Regions from separate parts of the Homo sapiens genome. Here region 1 is linked to region 2. Evidence: chromatin loops called from intact Hi-C (ENCODE). Cell type or tissue: dorsolateral prefrontal cortex. All regions are shown on one strand. Links, peaks and the distances in the headings refer to the core of each region. The heading gives the core; the rest is flanking DNA.

Evidence for each region. A loop is a pair of places that touch in the nucleus more often than their neighbours do. Peaks named below come from ENCODE experiments on the same cell type or tissue, not always from the same donor. Only the 100,000 strongest peaks of a DNase experiment are listed, where the experiment ranks them.
Region 1: it touches region 2 in a loop (3-fold over the local background); 39 of 110 quality-filtered maps call a loop at or near these places.

What each region holds. Positions count from the first base shown.
Region 1 is chr5:142,606,177-142,614,276 of GRCh38, reverse strand. FGF1 (fibroblast growth factor 1) reads left to right here. Exons shown (of 4, transcript NM_000800.5): 2 at 116-318. The coding sequence starts at 150. Among named protein-coding and RNA genes, the nearest start is that of FGF1, 76 kb to the left of the region's middle. In dorsolateral prefrontal cortex, for the core only: a CTCF peak has its summit at 3,040 (motif pointing left); a DNase peak (open chromatin) is centred at 3,036; H3K27ac peaks cover 1,269 bases.
Region 2 is chr5:142,877,904-142,886,003 of GRCh38, reverse strand. It overlaps ARHGAP26 (Rho GTPase activating protein 26), which reads right to left. Exons shown (of 23, transcript NM_001135608.3): 4 at 6,559-6,630; 5 at 605-706. Among named protein-coding and RNA genes, the nearest start is that of ARHGAP26-AS1, 13 kb to the right of the region's middle. In dorsolateral prefrontal cortex, for the core only: a CTCF peak has its summit at 5,311; DNase peaks (open chromatin) are centred at 4,660 and 5,313; H3K27ac peaks cover 1,464 bases.

The DNA of each region.
Region 1 (8,100 bases), core at 1,814-4,313, 270 kb after region 2:
TGTGCTTACTCACTACCCGGGAACCCTGTGCCCTGGAGCTGTCCTTCCTCTCTTCAAAGTGCATTTTGTGCCTTTGCTGGAAGAACCGACTACAGGTTTGTTCAATTTCTTACAGTCTTGAAAGCGCCACAAGCAGCAGCTGCTGAGCCATGGCTGAAGGGGAAATCACCACCTTCACAGCCCTGACCGAGAAGTTTAATCTGCCTCCAGGGAATTACAAGAAGCCCAAACTCCTCTACTGTAGCAACGGGGGCCACTTCCTGAGGATCCTTCCGGATGGCACAGTGGATGGGACAAGGGACAGGAGCGACCAGCACAGTAAGCCCATCTCTATGGCACCCCCCTTCCCTTTCTGACATCTTCTGTAGTCAAGGTGGGAGGAAGGTGCACATTTAAGTACAGGTACTTGCTTCTCCAAGGTTCTATTCAGGCATGACACATTCAGAGGTGGAGTCACATAAATGCGTAAAATGTCTGGGTTTAGAAAATAGGGACTTGTGGGGGCCACCACTTACCCAAACGTGTCCTATTTCAAGTTTTTTAAAGCACTCTCTGCTGACCCAACAGAACGGGCTGCCGGTGCTCAATTGCTGTATGTTTTCCCAGGTTTCTGTAACTAGTGAAAGATCTGGCCCCGAAGGCTAGTCAGGGGCCTGCACGCTTCATGATGGGATGAACCAGACAGGCATGGTGGTAAATCCTGCACAGAGATGTGGGCTCCGTTTCAAGTCAACTGACTCTCCTGGTTATGTTTCCACTGGGCTTGATTTGTGAAATCCCAGTTCATAATCGTAGTCTTACACATCATAAATTATGCAGCTTTCCCTCTGCGTATCACGCAGATGTGGCTGTGGTAACCAGCAGTGGTAAAGTCATTCTCCAGACCTTATAGAAACTGGAGAGTAGGAGCGACTAGCGCCAAATGCTGAATATCTCTTCCAGGACTTCCTGGCAGCCCGGTTCTCAGAGGTGTTGACAAATGAAGGTATGACTCTAGAGAAAAGAATCTTCTTGACTATCTAAGTATAAAAAAATCTCTTCCTTCTGCTTTGGTACTTCTGGCATTGGTGTGTATGTTTGATATTAGGTGTCCAGGTCCTATCGTGATGTTATCTGAGATTCCCTGAGTCCCACTGCAGCATCAGAGGTTACAAAGAAGCCTAAAGTCAGATCCAGTCCCTGCTTAGAGGGTCAGCAATCTCAAGAGTCAAACTTGCCACAAATCAAGAGAAGGAAAATCAGGAGACATAGAAGAAGACAGGCAGGAAGGAAGTTTCTGTAGGACTGGCTTCAAAATGCAATGCAAAACACTCACTTTGACATGATGGTTTATACATCAGGTGGTCTTAATTATTCATGGACCATGCACCAGAGGTTGCAGGCTCTAAGAACAAATGACCACTTCGCTGGTGCTCACGCTGTACCCTCAGATGCACAGGTAATGGGGATGGATGCTGGCGTTTACACGAGGTGACGTTGTTCCTTCCTCCCCACCCACTGCACAGACCCTGGAGATGAGGAGCAGGAAGGCTGAGGCTGGGGCTTGCAGCTGCAGAATTAGCTCTTTTGGGCTTTGTTTTGATGGCTTATCTTCAAATGGGCTTGCTGAATGTCTTATACTCAGTGAAAAACAGGTGTCAGAATGAGGCAAAAAAAAAAGACTCTAGTTTGTTAAATAGCATACATAAGCAATATTCACTGCAAATTAGCAAACTTAGATTGTAGTCCATTGTGTCAGGCATGATACACAACTCACGTGATCTGCCCCACACAACACGAACAAGCTTTAATTCCTCTGGGTTTTAAGTGTTCCTAATACGTCTTAACCAATTTTCTGAAAAAGTAGGGAATGCTCTCCGGTCCTCAGAACCCAAGAGGAAAGACAAACTTCATGATATGTTCCTTGGGGTTAAGCTAGCTCTTCTGGAAACCTTGACTTCTGGAGTAAAAAAAGGCTCCAATACTGGAATTTCTGTAGCAATGGAAAATGGCTTAACTGTTGCCATTCCATCATTAGCACAACAGACTGCACTCTGGGTGTGTAACACTGGCACAACTTCTGGAGTCCACAGTGGATTTGGCCGCCTGACTTAAGATGTCAGGAGCCCCTAGAAAGCAGCACAACGTAGCCCTGGGAGTGCAGGTGAGGATTTCTGCATTCAAGGAATGCCAGATTATTTTCCAAGTGAACTTGGGCAACTGCACCTTTCACCCTCACTTTTCTCATTTGTACAAAAAGAATACTAATATTCCTTGCCTCACAGGTTTCTTGGGAGGGTTAAATGAGATAATATAGTGAGAGTTCTTGGCACAGTGGCTGGCACAGAGGAACAGCACAGCACGTGTTGGTTCATATTGCAGTTATCATCATCAAGCTTTCCATATAATCAGCCTAGCATATGGTAACACAGGGTCGTATTGAAGGACCTTCCAGACTCCTCTTTTTAACAGTACTGCCACCCAGGAAAGTCAAGGGGCTAGATGCAGGCTTAGATTCAGCATCTCTCTGCCAACACTCGGAGTTGTTGTGTGGGCCTATTATTTGCTTACTCTGGAACTAAGAACAAGGACCAAGAGGACAGAGATCAGAGTAAGTGGGGTGGGTGGCCAGAAGCCCATCCGTGTACCTGTCAGTACTGGAACTGGATATTCCACTGAAGAGTCAGCAGGCTCGAGTTCAAGCCTACTCTGCCCCTTTCTACCTGGAGCAGCCCTGGACAATTAACGTTCTTGCCATTATGCATTCTTTCTGTTTGCAAACTCTGCGAAAGAAGCTTCAAGCCCCCCAGCCCTGGGACGCTTCCAGTCCTTTCCTGACTAGAAATTGAAGTGTCTCTAGTGTTCCCAGATAATTTTCAGGAAAATCATTTAGTCTCGCTGAGACTCAGTTTCCTCACCTGTGGAATGGGAATGGCAGCATTGCCCAGTGTGCCTCACAAGGGCGAAACTTCTATTTACTAGGGTTCTGCAGGTGAGAGGAGTCCTGGGCACGGATGTACTCCCTGAATGTGGTTCTGTTGCCCTCTTCTGCCCAGTGGTGGTACTGCCAGAGCCCTTCTGAGTTTCAAGGGTTATTCAGAAACAGAATTGCCTCGGCCAGGCATGAGACGGATGCTCCCTGACTAAATGTGATCCACACGGCCTGGCAAGGAGATATTTTTGATTCCTTGATCACTAGTTTGAGCATAATTAGAGACTGAAGTGACAGAGTCACACGTTAAGACTTCCTTCAGAAAGAGCGTTTCTAAAAGCCAATCGAAAAATTTAAACAAATCACACAAGATAGAACCGTATGCCTTTGAGCTCTACAAGGCAGAAATAACTCCTTTCACGGCTTCTCTTTGTCCCCAAGTCATTGATCATTCCTGGGCAAATGTATCTTCTTCCTACCTCTAGGAGAATGAGTTTCCAAGTACCTAACCTTCCTTATAGTGGTATAACCCTAGGGCAGATGCTTGTGTGTGGGCTGTTCTAATAGAGACCTGAGTAAAATGTCTCTACTGGTGGACTTCTAGCCTGCAGAGAAGGTGGTTTTGGTTTGTCCCATTTCCATTCCTTAGATCGCTGCTGCAGGCAATTACCAATATGGACTGTGAACATTGGTTACGCTGCCATGCTAGGAAGGCCAGGCAGAATCAGCCAGGGAGTGCTGCATAGATTCCAGGGCTGATGGGCACAGTTTGTGAGAAGGTTCATGTTGTCCCCTAAGCTTCAGCTCAGGGGGACACATAAGTGGTGTCACCATGAGAGGGGGAGGTCCTGGAAGAAGATCAGGTCCAGGGGAAGATGGCCAGTTCCATTTTGGACACAAGCATTGAGGAGTGTCTCACGTACCATGCAGCTGTCCTCAGGGTTATAATTCTCCATTTATTTGTGCGATTATTTAATGGTTTTCCCTCCTACTGGACTCCTAGAGGACAAGGACTTTGTCTCTCATTGCTCAACACTACAAATTTTGTGTCTAGCACATTGCCTGCCACTTGGTAAAATGTCCAGTAAACATTAATTTGATAAGTGACTGAATTGTATTGGTGGCAGCTAAATTCAAAGTCAACAATATATTCAATAAACATCTATGAGCCCTGATATGTGCTAGGCATTATGCTGAACTCCTTCACTTCTACCTAACCACAACCTTGAGAAGTTACTAATTATTATCACTCTAAGAACACTGCAGTTGACAGGCGTGACCAGCTCCTAACTGGGAGGGCTTGGCACCAACCACATCTTCTGCTTCCAGGATTAAGGCTCCTTCTGTATCCCACAACCATCCGACACCAACATCATGACAGTGGTTCCGCCCCACAAACTGATTCAATAAACACATCTGTGTTATGGATCAGATGGGTGTAGGTCGGGTCCCAACACTGCTGTTCACCAGTTGTATCATCCTGGGACAGTTACTTCTCAATGTGCCTCAGTTTCCTTGTTTTAAAAACAAGAATGACAACAGCACCCACTCATAGGAACGTAGGAGTTTTAATGTGATAATGTTTGTAAGAGTGTTTAGCACACTGCTAGGCACATAAGTGCTCAAAAAAAATGGTATTGATCATCATTCTTCCGGGATTCCTGAGCCTTCCTCACCTAACCAGCTGACCTTTCAAGTCTGTTAGATTAAGTGAATGCTATGCTTGCTCGCAGAACTGAGGGTGACTCTTTGTCCCAGCTTCTCTGGGACTATCTGGGTTGAAGCCCCTGAGGCCTGACACAGAGGCATAATGTGCCCAGACACAGGTGCAGCAAGCCCCGCCCCATCTCACTCCTCTGGCAGGGCAAGTCTGCTCTGTGATTGACTCTGATCTTTCTGGGGAGTTTCCTCTCAGGTGAAGGGGGACCATGACTTATCCCTCAATGGGATTAATAACTGCAACAATAATTAGAGAATAATTTCCTCACAAGCATTCCAAACCTTCAGCTGCCTGCCACACCCACAACTCCTCAGCTCCCCAAGCACGCAAGAGACTACGTGGGGAGCAGAATTACCGGCACCACTCACTGCACAAATGGAAATGTTCTTAAGCAAAGTGCGTGCCAATCAAATATTTATAAATCAAGCCACATCCTAAAGGCGCTAGCAGAGTTCACTGGTCAAAACAATCCTACCTTGCAGCCCTTTCTAAAGGGCAGATTCCTCTTCATGAAATGCCTCCTGCCCTGTTGCTTTAGGGGAGTCCAGACTTCTATTTTCTGGTTGGGATCACTCAGCACCTAGCAGTTAAGGCACTTTATTCCCCACCAACATAGACCCGAAGTCAAAACAGTTTTTCAAATGACCACGATGGGGAGAGCTGGACCCCACTGCCAGAAGTCAGAGAGAAGGGGAGGTCTCCAGGCAGGAATGTACTCCGCGACAGGGTTCTCTCACCTCGGTCATATGTGATGGGAAGGACTCCTTGCCCTCCTCCCCACAACCCTCATCTGATTACATAGAGGATTTTTATACATAAACTTTAAAATACACACACACACACACACATAATATATCACATATACTATATATATATGATATATATGTGTATATATACTATATATATATGATATATATGTGTGTGTGTATATATATATGTCATTCAGTCTCTGGACTGTATCAAAATTTTCCAGACAACTTTTTCAGACCTTAAAGAAGCAGACACCTTTTAAGATAAGGTTTTTTTTTTCATATATATTTACATATATGTGTGTGTGTGTGTATATATATATATATATATATATATATATATATATATATATAGATGTGTATATATATTTATATATATGTATATGCATATATATATATTTTTTACCACTGGAATTATTTTCCCCCAAATTCGATTTTTCCCCTTCTCTGTCTTTCTCTAATGTTTTACCAATCCCGGCTTGTGGCTACATTTTAATTATAAATGTCACTGACATAAAACAACCGCACCAATTTCTGAATGAGGCTGACCTCACTTTGGGTAAACACGGCAAAGGACGGGAAGTCTCCAACCCAGAATAAACCAGGCACATAATCTCTCTTGGCCTCTCTTTGGAGAGCAGAGGCGGAAAGCAGGCTTAGAGGCCACAGACAGACATGCTACAGAAGCAGAACCTCTCTCTCCAGGCATTTTCCTCATTGAATGCACCAGTTGTGGTCTTATCGTTACATTTGCCTGGGATGGGACAGGAAGATGCTAGGATAGCTTGGGGCTCAGAAACAGGGTGCAAGACCTCAAAGTTGACTTCTCTTGGCACTGGCAGGATCATAACCCTTTTTCCTTTTTTCTACCTTTGGAAAGTAAGGGATTGCTATTCTTACTGTGAACAAACTACTGCTAAGACCTAATGGAAGGCTTTGGGGAGCAGAGGAGAAAACCAAAGCTACAAACTTAGTTCCTCAGACAAAAGGTGTGAACAGTGAGTTGCGGGCTAGCACAGCCATGCAAAAGCTCTGGGCTCCCCTTTATGTAGGTTTCCCAGGTATGCAGGGACTCGTGAAGCAGTTTAAATAATGAGCATGGGACAAGGAAGACCATGACCCACAAAGGTGAGTTTGCACATTTCAGTTTCATTGACATGTAGTTCTGACAAATAGGCTGTTTTCAAACCAACACTTCTTAACTCATTCTTAGTAAAGGAGCAGGACTCTGGATTCTATTGCGGGCACATACAGTCACAAATCCACCAAGTAAACACTTCCAGCCCTCTTCCCGTACATTTTTACAATGCTTTATCTGAGTTTGAATTTCTCCAAGAAATTTCTATCGTTAGAGTACCTTTTTAAAAGTTGCTTTCCATTTCTTCAGCTAAATTAATTGTTAATGTCCCCATTTCAGAAGGGGAAAATGAAGTACCCTACAGACCATGGACGTATCTTGTTTTTCAAAAAGTACTTGCCCCTTCATCCCTGGGATACTTGAGAGACACTGACCTTCCTGTTCATAGATAGCAACTCCTAGATCCCCGTATGGGATAAAGAAGAGTGCTTGCTCCTCATTTGCTCTGTGCGCTAACCTGGTCGGGGGGTATTGAAAAAGGGAGTGGACAGAGAAGTTAGAGCTTTAGAGGTGCCTCATCCACCCGTCCTGCCTCCCCATTTCTCCTGGGTCCCTGTCTGCCCCCAAGAAGACCCACCTTTTATAAGTGCCTATGCTCTGGTCTAGATGCAACATGGACTCAAACCTAAGCTGGGTCATAAAACATCTCAGGGGTCACGAGGAACAAAAAGTGGGAGTCTTGGCCAGCTCTAAGTGTCCCATTGACTATGAACGGAGCTTTAACACATCAGCTACCATCCTAAAATGTATGAAGGAGAATCAGGGGAGATCATAGCAAATCCCTGATGAAAATTTTGTAAAATACACAAAACAATATGCATAGTTCATGCATACGTAGTAAAATAGAAAACTATGCACTAGATATAGACTAAACACCAGCAAACACTAGGAATCCTATCACTCAGAGTCCTCCAGTGTCACCAGCTGGCTGTTCTTACCTCAGAACTGTTTATAAAGAAATAGAGTTAGGATGAAGGAAACATTTCCTCAATTCCTCTCCCAGTCTTAGTTCCTCTTATCCTTCCCAAAGCAGCTACTTGTATGAATCTGGTCAGTATCTGGTGCACAGTTTTATATTTTACTATAGATGTATTCATGAGCTACACACGTATTGTGTTCTTTTTCTTTTCTTTTCTTGAGATGGAATCTCGCTCTGCCGCCAGGCTGGAGTGCAGTGGCACGATCTCGGCTCACTGCAACCTCCTTCTCCCGGGTTCAAGCAATTCTCTCGCCTCAGCCTCCCGAGTAGCTGGGATTACAGGCGCCCACCAACACATCTGGCTAATTTTTTTTTTTTTGTATTTTTAGTAGAGACGGGGTTTCACCCTGTTGGCCAGGCTGGTCTTGATCTTCTGACCTCGTGATCTACCTGCCTCGGCCTCCTGAATGCATTGTGTTTTTTAATATGATTTTCATCAAGGATTTACTATATTCTCCCATTGCAATTTAGTTTTTTTCACTGTATGTTATATTCTACCTTTCTTTGAAAGGGGATTAAAAAAAAAAACTACATACACACACACACACACACACACACACAGAGAGAGAAAGAATGTTGCAGATTTTGTGCTTTTGTTTGCTT
Region 2 (8,100 bases), core at 3,790-6,289:
GAACTACTTTTTAAAAGACACCATGCAAACCCAGAAAAACCAAGCGCAAATTTAAGAATGTATTTTCTTGAAACAACATTACCAAAGCACAAAATATATACAGGACAATAAAGCACTGCTTTAAAATAAAAAAAGAAAGAAAACTAATGTCAAGTGCTGGTTGAAATAATGAAAAAATCAATATTAAGGAAGGATAACCAAAGTGTTTGAGATGCTAACATTTCAAATCACTGATAAGAGGCAGGAAGTCAAAAGGTAAAGTAACAGAGGGCAGAATTAAGGCCAAGGGTGAGAGAAACAGGAAAAGAAATGTCAGTATGAAATGAAGACATCTAGCAATCAGGGCAGCCCAACAAGGAGGTGGTCATCTCGGCCAGCAGTGTCTTCCACCTTGACAGGCGGGAAGGCTACAAAGGATGGGGTGGGATGGGAGGACACAAAGGCAGTCCAGGCATCAGGCACTGGATGAGGGATCAGGAGCAATCTCCTGGCTTCCCAGGTCCCTTCTAACCCTAAGATTTTCTAGCAAAGAGCAACCAGCACATATCCACAGCATCATGTACAAATTGAACACTTTATTCAGGATACTAATAAAGTCTCTTACCTCCTGAAGCTGAGATTCTTTCTTTTTGGAAGACAAATTCAAGTGTTTTTCTAAGATGCCACAATACTTTTCTGTCTCTTTGTCATACTTCTTTTTGGCTTCCTGGCAAAAAAAGAGAAGAGAAAAAGAAAAAGAGTAACACGTTGCAGGAATAAAAGCAGCCTCCATCTCTCAAGATCCTTCTGCTCAGAACACAGATGACGACTCAGCTCCTACTTTTCAGGTAATGCCCATTAAATCCTGCAGCCACCCATCAACAGCCCCCTGAGTTTGAGTGTCTAGCAGAGAGGCACCAACCAGGACAAGACCAGAAATGAGGTAAATACGAATATCTAATGGTGGCAAAGCCAAGATTCCCCCTCTAAGAACTTTGTGAAACAGAAATTTCTACTTTCTAACTCACAAGGATATTCAAGGCCAGAAGGCAGCCAGGGGTTGGGGGCTGGGGAGCAGCAGCAGTGGGGGTACCTATGAAGCTAACACCAAGGAAGGAAGATATCCTCACAGCTTGAATGAGACAAGTCTAGACTAAGGCTAGATCCAGCCTTAATACTGTCCCAAAAACACTTCTTGGTATGTAAGCCTAAATATCTCTTGACACTTAATATCACATGCAGGTCTTTAAGCTGAGGAATAATTCAAAACAACAATATTATCTTCACACACATTTGTTTACTACGGCACCATTTATGCTAGCAAAAGAAAAATAAAAGCAGCAGCAGCAACATCACTTCCAAGGATAGCGTTTGGCATAATTAAAGTACGGAACATCCAATAAGCATAACTAGTCATTGGAAAACTAGAGAGAAAAGTAAAACAGCATTATATAAACTTGCTGCATCCTACATAGAGTGTGTCTACCTATGGACAAAGATGAGGTGGGAATTTACTTATAGGCAAATACCTGAGTTATGGTAATGGGGTAACAGTTATTTTTCTCTTCTCTTTAAGAAATTATTAGCCGTATTATTGTCTTCAAAATGAAAAATAATTACCATAATTAATCCCTGCTCCCCACCACTGAATCATTGGGTCACTGTGGTTCTATTTCTATCTCCCATTTGACTGATAAGAAAACTTGGACCCAAAGAGGTGAACTTGTGAAAAGTCACGGAGAGTGACAGAGCTGGGATTGGAGCCTAGGACAATGTGCCTCCAAAGCCCATGTTCTCCACCACAGCTGAGACAGATTGTCACAGGCAGTCTGCCTTCCTTCCACATTCCAACGGGGAGAGCAGGCAAGGAAGCTGGAAGAAGGTTGGCACTTGGCTGATAAACGGGATCAAATTTGCTAATTGGGTACATTATTCCTGCTTTTGACTCATGTGGAGCCTGAACCCATAGGGATGTTTTTCTGCAACTCCAAAGCCTAGAAGAGAAAAAATATTTTCTGGCCAAATAAAGAAGCTCAGACACATCTCTTTATTCCTTTAACAAATTTATAATCAGCAACCACTCTGTGTAAGGCTCTACTTTAGGCACCAGAAATACAAGACAAAAATGGTCCCAACCCTCACGGTAGAAATGTTCTAGTAGGAGAACCATGATTAACCAGTAAACAAATAATCAGCATAATTATAGACTGCTGCAAGTGCTACAAAGGAAATAAACAGGGCGCAGTCACAGAGATTCTGTAGATAGGGCACCCAGGAAAGGCATCATTTGGGGAAGGGAGATGTGAGCTGAGACCTACCTGTGAAATACAGAAGGAGCAGAGTAGAGCCTTCTAGAGCAGAACCATCAAGTGCAAATGCCCTGGGGCAGGACACTCGGAGCCAGAAGCCATCACCCGGAGCCCTAACAAGCTCCGCTATGTCAGAATACCACTCCTCTGGTACATGCTCACAGAGTGGGCAGAATAACCATATATCCATTTTAGCTGACACATACTCATTTCCATGAATCTGAGTTTTGCTTAAAAGACTGTTCACATACAAGAACAATTAAACATTTAGCAGCAAATGAAGAAAAAGCCTGAGGACACATTACTCCTTCAAATTTGAGGAGGGTACAGGCAAGAGACTTGACTCAAGCAATTCTTTTCCATTAGTGAAACCAGCAACTTTGAACTGGGGCTCCAACTCCAAATGCTGCTCACATGTATCCGCTCCCACCAGCCTTATCAGCAACTCCAAAAGGAGAATCCTGGTCCCAGACAGTCCAGCTGGCCAGAGGTGAGAAAAGGCCAGGGAACATGAGTCACTGGCATTCTGGGACATTCTGGCAACTTGTGCCTCCACATTCCATGTTTAAGAGGACACCCAAAGTTAGAGAAAAAAATAAGGAGAAAGGGAAGCCGTTTCTGTCCTGAGAAAACAGCAATAAGACCTCTGCAGCAAAAAAGTACTACAGCTTAGATAATGTTCTTAAGATGGGAGAGTGTGTCCATTACTCAGGACACAAGATGGTTTTCACCTTCCAGAGAGTCTACTGTGGGGTAGTTAAGTCAAGGATTGAGTTAGAATCCTAAAATTTATTCCCAACTCAATATGGACTGGCTAGAAACAAATCACCATCCCTCTCCAGGACTCAATTTCCTCAACTATAAATTGAGGATGATTAGATAATTGCTCGGGTTTCTTCTTTCAGCTCAAGGACCATATAACAAAATAAAAATAAGAACACCCCCTCCTCAAAGGATTTCTAGGGTTAAATGAAATAAACCACATACAGTGCTTGGCAGGGTGCCTACCACATGGAAAGTGCTCAATAAATGTCAGCAATGGTGGTGACAGTGGTGAGCTCATCACCTAAACCTGCCTCCTTCTTATCAAGAACACACCTGCTTTCCATGTCCTGTGTGCCATGAAGGTAACCGTCCCAAGAACCTACTACAATTGGAAATTAGACATTTATTTGTATCTTTTTGTCTGATGTCTTTCACCCCAGCTACTTCATGAGCACAGCAACCACGCCTGCCTTGTTCTCCACCAAATATCAGGGCACAGAACAGTGCTGGCACAGAGCAGGCTCTCACATATTTTTTAAACAAATGAACTGTGTGTATCTAATATAATCACTAACATTGAATGACTACATGACCAACCTTGTTCTCATGTTCAGGTAGCTATACGACAGACACCGTTTTAAGCATTTGATAGGAGTTCACTCACTTCTTCTTCATAATAACTCTACGAGGCAAGTTTTATTATTACCCCCATTTTAGAGATCAGGAAACAGGCATGAAGAGGTTTAGTAACCTCCCCAAGTCTACATGCAAATGGCAGAAGTGAGATTTGGATTCAGACAGTCTAGCTGTAGACCCACTCTCTACGCTACTCTCTTATGTCTGTTATACTTATTCTAGAGTCCAGCATTCCAAATGTACCTCTAATACAGGAAAAAATAATTTCCTCAAACTTGGAAATAGAAACTTAGGGCCATGGTTATGTCAAGCACCAGGGGTCGTGCCCTACTCCAGAGTAGCACATTAGCATAAGAATGCCCAAGAATCTTCCTCCCTGGCAGCCTTCACATGGTGCACTCTCCAACAGGCTGTTATGGCAACCGAAGCAGCACCAGAGAGTGGAGGAGGAGGAAAAAGTAATTTTAGCATGGCACAGACAGAGTTCAGAACCTCCACTTGGCCAATACCCAAACCAGCTGAAGAGCACTTGCTGGCTCTGAGATGTTCTTGAGACTGCTCCCTGGGTCGCCTAGAAGTGGATCTGTTGTTTGCTTGTTTGTTGTCTCTTAAATTTACATAATGTTATGATATAAATGTATGTGTGTGTGGAGTGATGCAAAGGAGGACATGCCAGGAGGAAAAAATGACAAATGGGGAAGGATGAGACATCACCCAAATGTCATCACAATTCTTCTTTAGTGATCATCCAAAAGTTATTTAATAATCAATAATTATTCATGGTTTAATGAATAGGAGAATAGAATATGCATGAGGGGAAACATGCTTTGGTGAGTGACTACTTAAATTCTTTTATTCTAGTATGTCACCATCTATACCACCCCCCAGCCGCCGCCCCGGGGGACAGTAGCTCCTCCTATCATTAAGATCACTGGTATCAAGCCCAAAGGGAGCTCACTCAGACTCTTGCCTCACCTCCTTGGTAACCATGGTAACCCTCAAGCCAGTGAGAGAAGAGGCCAGAGAGAGAGGCATCTGTGCTCAGAAGGAGAAGTAACTACTGAAAAGATGACTCAACAAACAGCTCTGCTCTGCCTCAGTCTCCAAGCTCTGCATAACCCCCGGAAGCCACTGCCAAGCATGTTCAAGAGTGGGGAGGCACAGGCCCCAAGGCCACCAAGAGGAGCCCTGCGGGCAGGGCCTGCACTGCCAGGAACTGAGGGAGCATTCGCTCACGGCTTATTAACTGCCATCACTGGACTGGTTCACAGTCTGTATGAATTCTTAGTGGAATAAGACTTTGTGTAAATTATACATTCCTTAATCTCTGATACAGCACCAGTGAGCTCCCACTTCCTCATAAATGTGTAAACTAAAATTAGTAGAAAATACTCTAAAACTGGGAGAAAGTCTTTGCCACAGTCCCTCTTTCAAACTGTAATCAACCATCCCTCTGAAAGACCCTGACTAAACATCATCTTTTGCAGGCCCTAATCATATCTATTTCCAGAAAGCAGATGCACTCAGGGGTGTGTGTGTTGTAGGGGTGAGGAATACCTCATTTTGCAACTAAGCAAAATCCACACAAAGTAAGAGGGTGGTGTTGCCCAAAAGCCCCTGCAGGTGGCGTAAGAGACCGCAGCTGAATTGACTCACAGTTCCAGAAAAACAGGAAGAAAACGTTGGAAATCTTTTTGCTTTCATTGATTCCAATGAAAACATCTTCTCTGCAGGTAGCCTCTAACACTCTACCGAAGGTCAAACCAGCTAGAGTTTCCTAGTGATTTTTTTTTTTTTGGACATGGAGTCTTGCTCTGTTGCCCAGGCTGCAGTCAGTGGCGCGATCTCGGCTCACTGCAACCTCCACCTCCTGGGTTCAAGCGATTCTCCTGCCTCAGCCTCCCGAGTAGCTGGGAACTACAGGCACCCACCACCATGCCCAGCTAATTTTTCTATTTTAGTAGAGACGGGGTTTCGCCATATTGGCCAGCCTGGTCTCGAACTCCTGACCTCGTGATCTGCCCACCTAGGCCTCCCAAAGTGCTGGGATTACAGGCATGAGCCACTGCGCCCAGCCCTCCTAGTGATTTATTACAGGGCAAAGGAGCCCTGGAGAATCCACCTTTTAAAAAGGAACAGGATTCCCTTTGCAGTCTCTCAAGAACACATTAGAATTAGTCAAGCTTAGGCTACAGTCCCTCCAGGTCAGTGATAACAAACGGTGATCTCCAGGTTGAAGCAGGCCTGCAGATGTCATTTTTTGACCTGCACAATGGGTAATATATATTTTAAAATTATTTGCCAACAAGAAATTTCACATAAAACTGGCTTTTCAGTTTGTCTTGAAACATTTAAAGAATCAGCAAGAGAGGGCCCATTTCCAGACCCAACAAAAATCAGCTAAACCTAAGTACCAGCTGCCTCCTTTTAAAGAAAGTCCCTGTACCCACAGGGCACAAATTTGTAACCCCTGCTTAGGCTGCAAGTCCTGGACCTCCACAAAATACAATTCCACGAAAACAAATGTATTGTTCAATAAAGACAATTGTCTAAGCACACAGCTATCTATTATAATAACACAAATGAGGTGTGGTTTCTACCTTTGGATGATTTATGAACAAGCACAGAACAATGAGGTAACAAAATACCAGAATGGCCCCTCCGGGGTTGACGGCTCAGATGGTCGTACTTCAGTCACCCGTAAAGAACCGATGAGTTGGGCTCTATAGAGTTTTCTGCCTAAGATTTTCTGAAGAAGGTGGGCTTCGATTTTCTGAAGACATTTCTGAAGACTTTGTTTTAAAGAAAGGTGCTATGTTTTCCAGACCTCTCACCCTAAAATCCAGACCAAAGCTTGCAAAATTCTCACCTTGGCAGCCCCGATCTGTTCCTTTCGAAACTTCTCCAAGGGAGTGATGAGCACCTCGCTGGCATTCTCAATCTGGTGAAGAACAACAGAGTAAGGGAAAGAAGACACAAAAGCAGTATCAGTAAAGAATTACAGCAGCTCCAGCATGAGATGCCTCCCCATGTCTTAAAATAAAATTTGGGGAGGCAGTGTTGTACATGTCAACTGTTTACAACCTTCGAACTAATAGCATGTCAAATCAAAACTGTCATCATTTCAAAACATGATAATCTTCCTCCCATGCATGATTAATACTGATTATTTAAAAGTAAAAATGAGGAACTCTAAAACTGTAAGCGATCCTCTGAAGGGGCAGAGGGGAACTGGTAAAAGAGTGGGGTCTAAGTTACAAGCTTCGGTGACATTTTCTTGCAAATATTCATTTACCCAAGTTATGGGTAAAGTAGATCAACACTGAGTCTAGGTTAAAAACAAATAAACAAAGAAACACCTCTGGACATCTGATGGCATAAAAACCTTCCAAGCTTGATTTTGTGTTGCTCTACCAAGACAGGACTGGACTAGAGCCAGGACACCTGTGCCTCCTGACTACTGGCTGCCTCTCAACTTCATCTCACAGGGCTCACCCCTCAGGTCCTGCATTCCAACCTACTGGCACTCCAATGCACCTCAAACGCACCAAACTCGTCCCACCTCAGGGCCGTAGCATTTGGCTATTCTTTCAGACACTGTGTTCCCAAACCCTTACAGGGACAGCTCCTTCATGTAATTAAGATTTCAGCTTAAAGGTCACCTCTTTAGGGAGGCCTTCCCTGACTACCAACATAACTCAACTTCCCTCCCCTACCAAGTGTGTTCTGGTTCACCACTACACACTACACATTTATACACACACACACACATGCGTGCACACACACACACATACACATCAGTATCTTGTAAAGGCTCACTTTGCCACCACTATCCCCAAAACAAAGAAGAGTGCTGAGACAAAGCAGCACTCAAACATATTTGAACGACTAAATGAATGAATGGATTAATTCTTGATTGGCTGCCAACTGTGTGACCATGGGCAAAACATTTAACCTCTCTGGGCTCTAATTTCGTCATCTGCAAAACGAGTGGGCTGAATTGTCCATCGCTAAGATTCTATGGTCTTTTCTAAGGCAGTACAATATTTTACAGTTTTTCCTTTTAAGTCATTCATTTATCACTCTTCGCTCAACTAATTATTCCAGGAATCTCGCTGCAACAAAGCATTATTTTTCCTAAACCACATGCATGTCCACTGCAATGAAACTAACCGGGTAAATGCCAGAAGTCACAGATGGACACAGTAAAGAACTAACTGAACAATGTAAGGGACAGAAAAAGTCAAGTCTCCAAATTTATTCCCATTTGCCTTTTTCTCAATTTGGAGATCACTTATTTCAGAAGAGTGAAATTTAAGACTAGAGTGTTGCGGTGTTAATTTGTTTGATTTTGTGATTTTTATTGTTATTCAATGTTACTTAATTGGTTCACTGAAGTCTTCTCCACAAA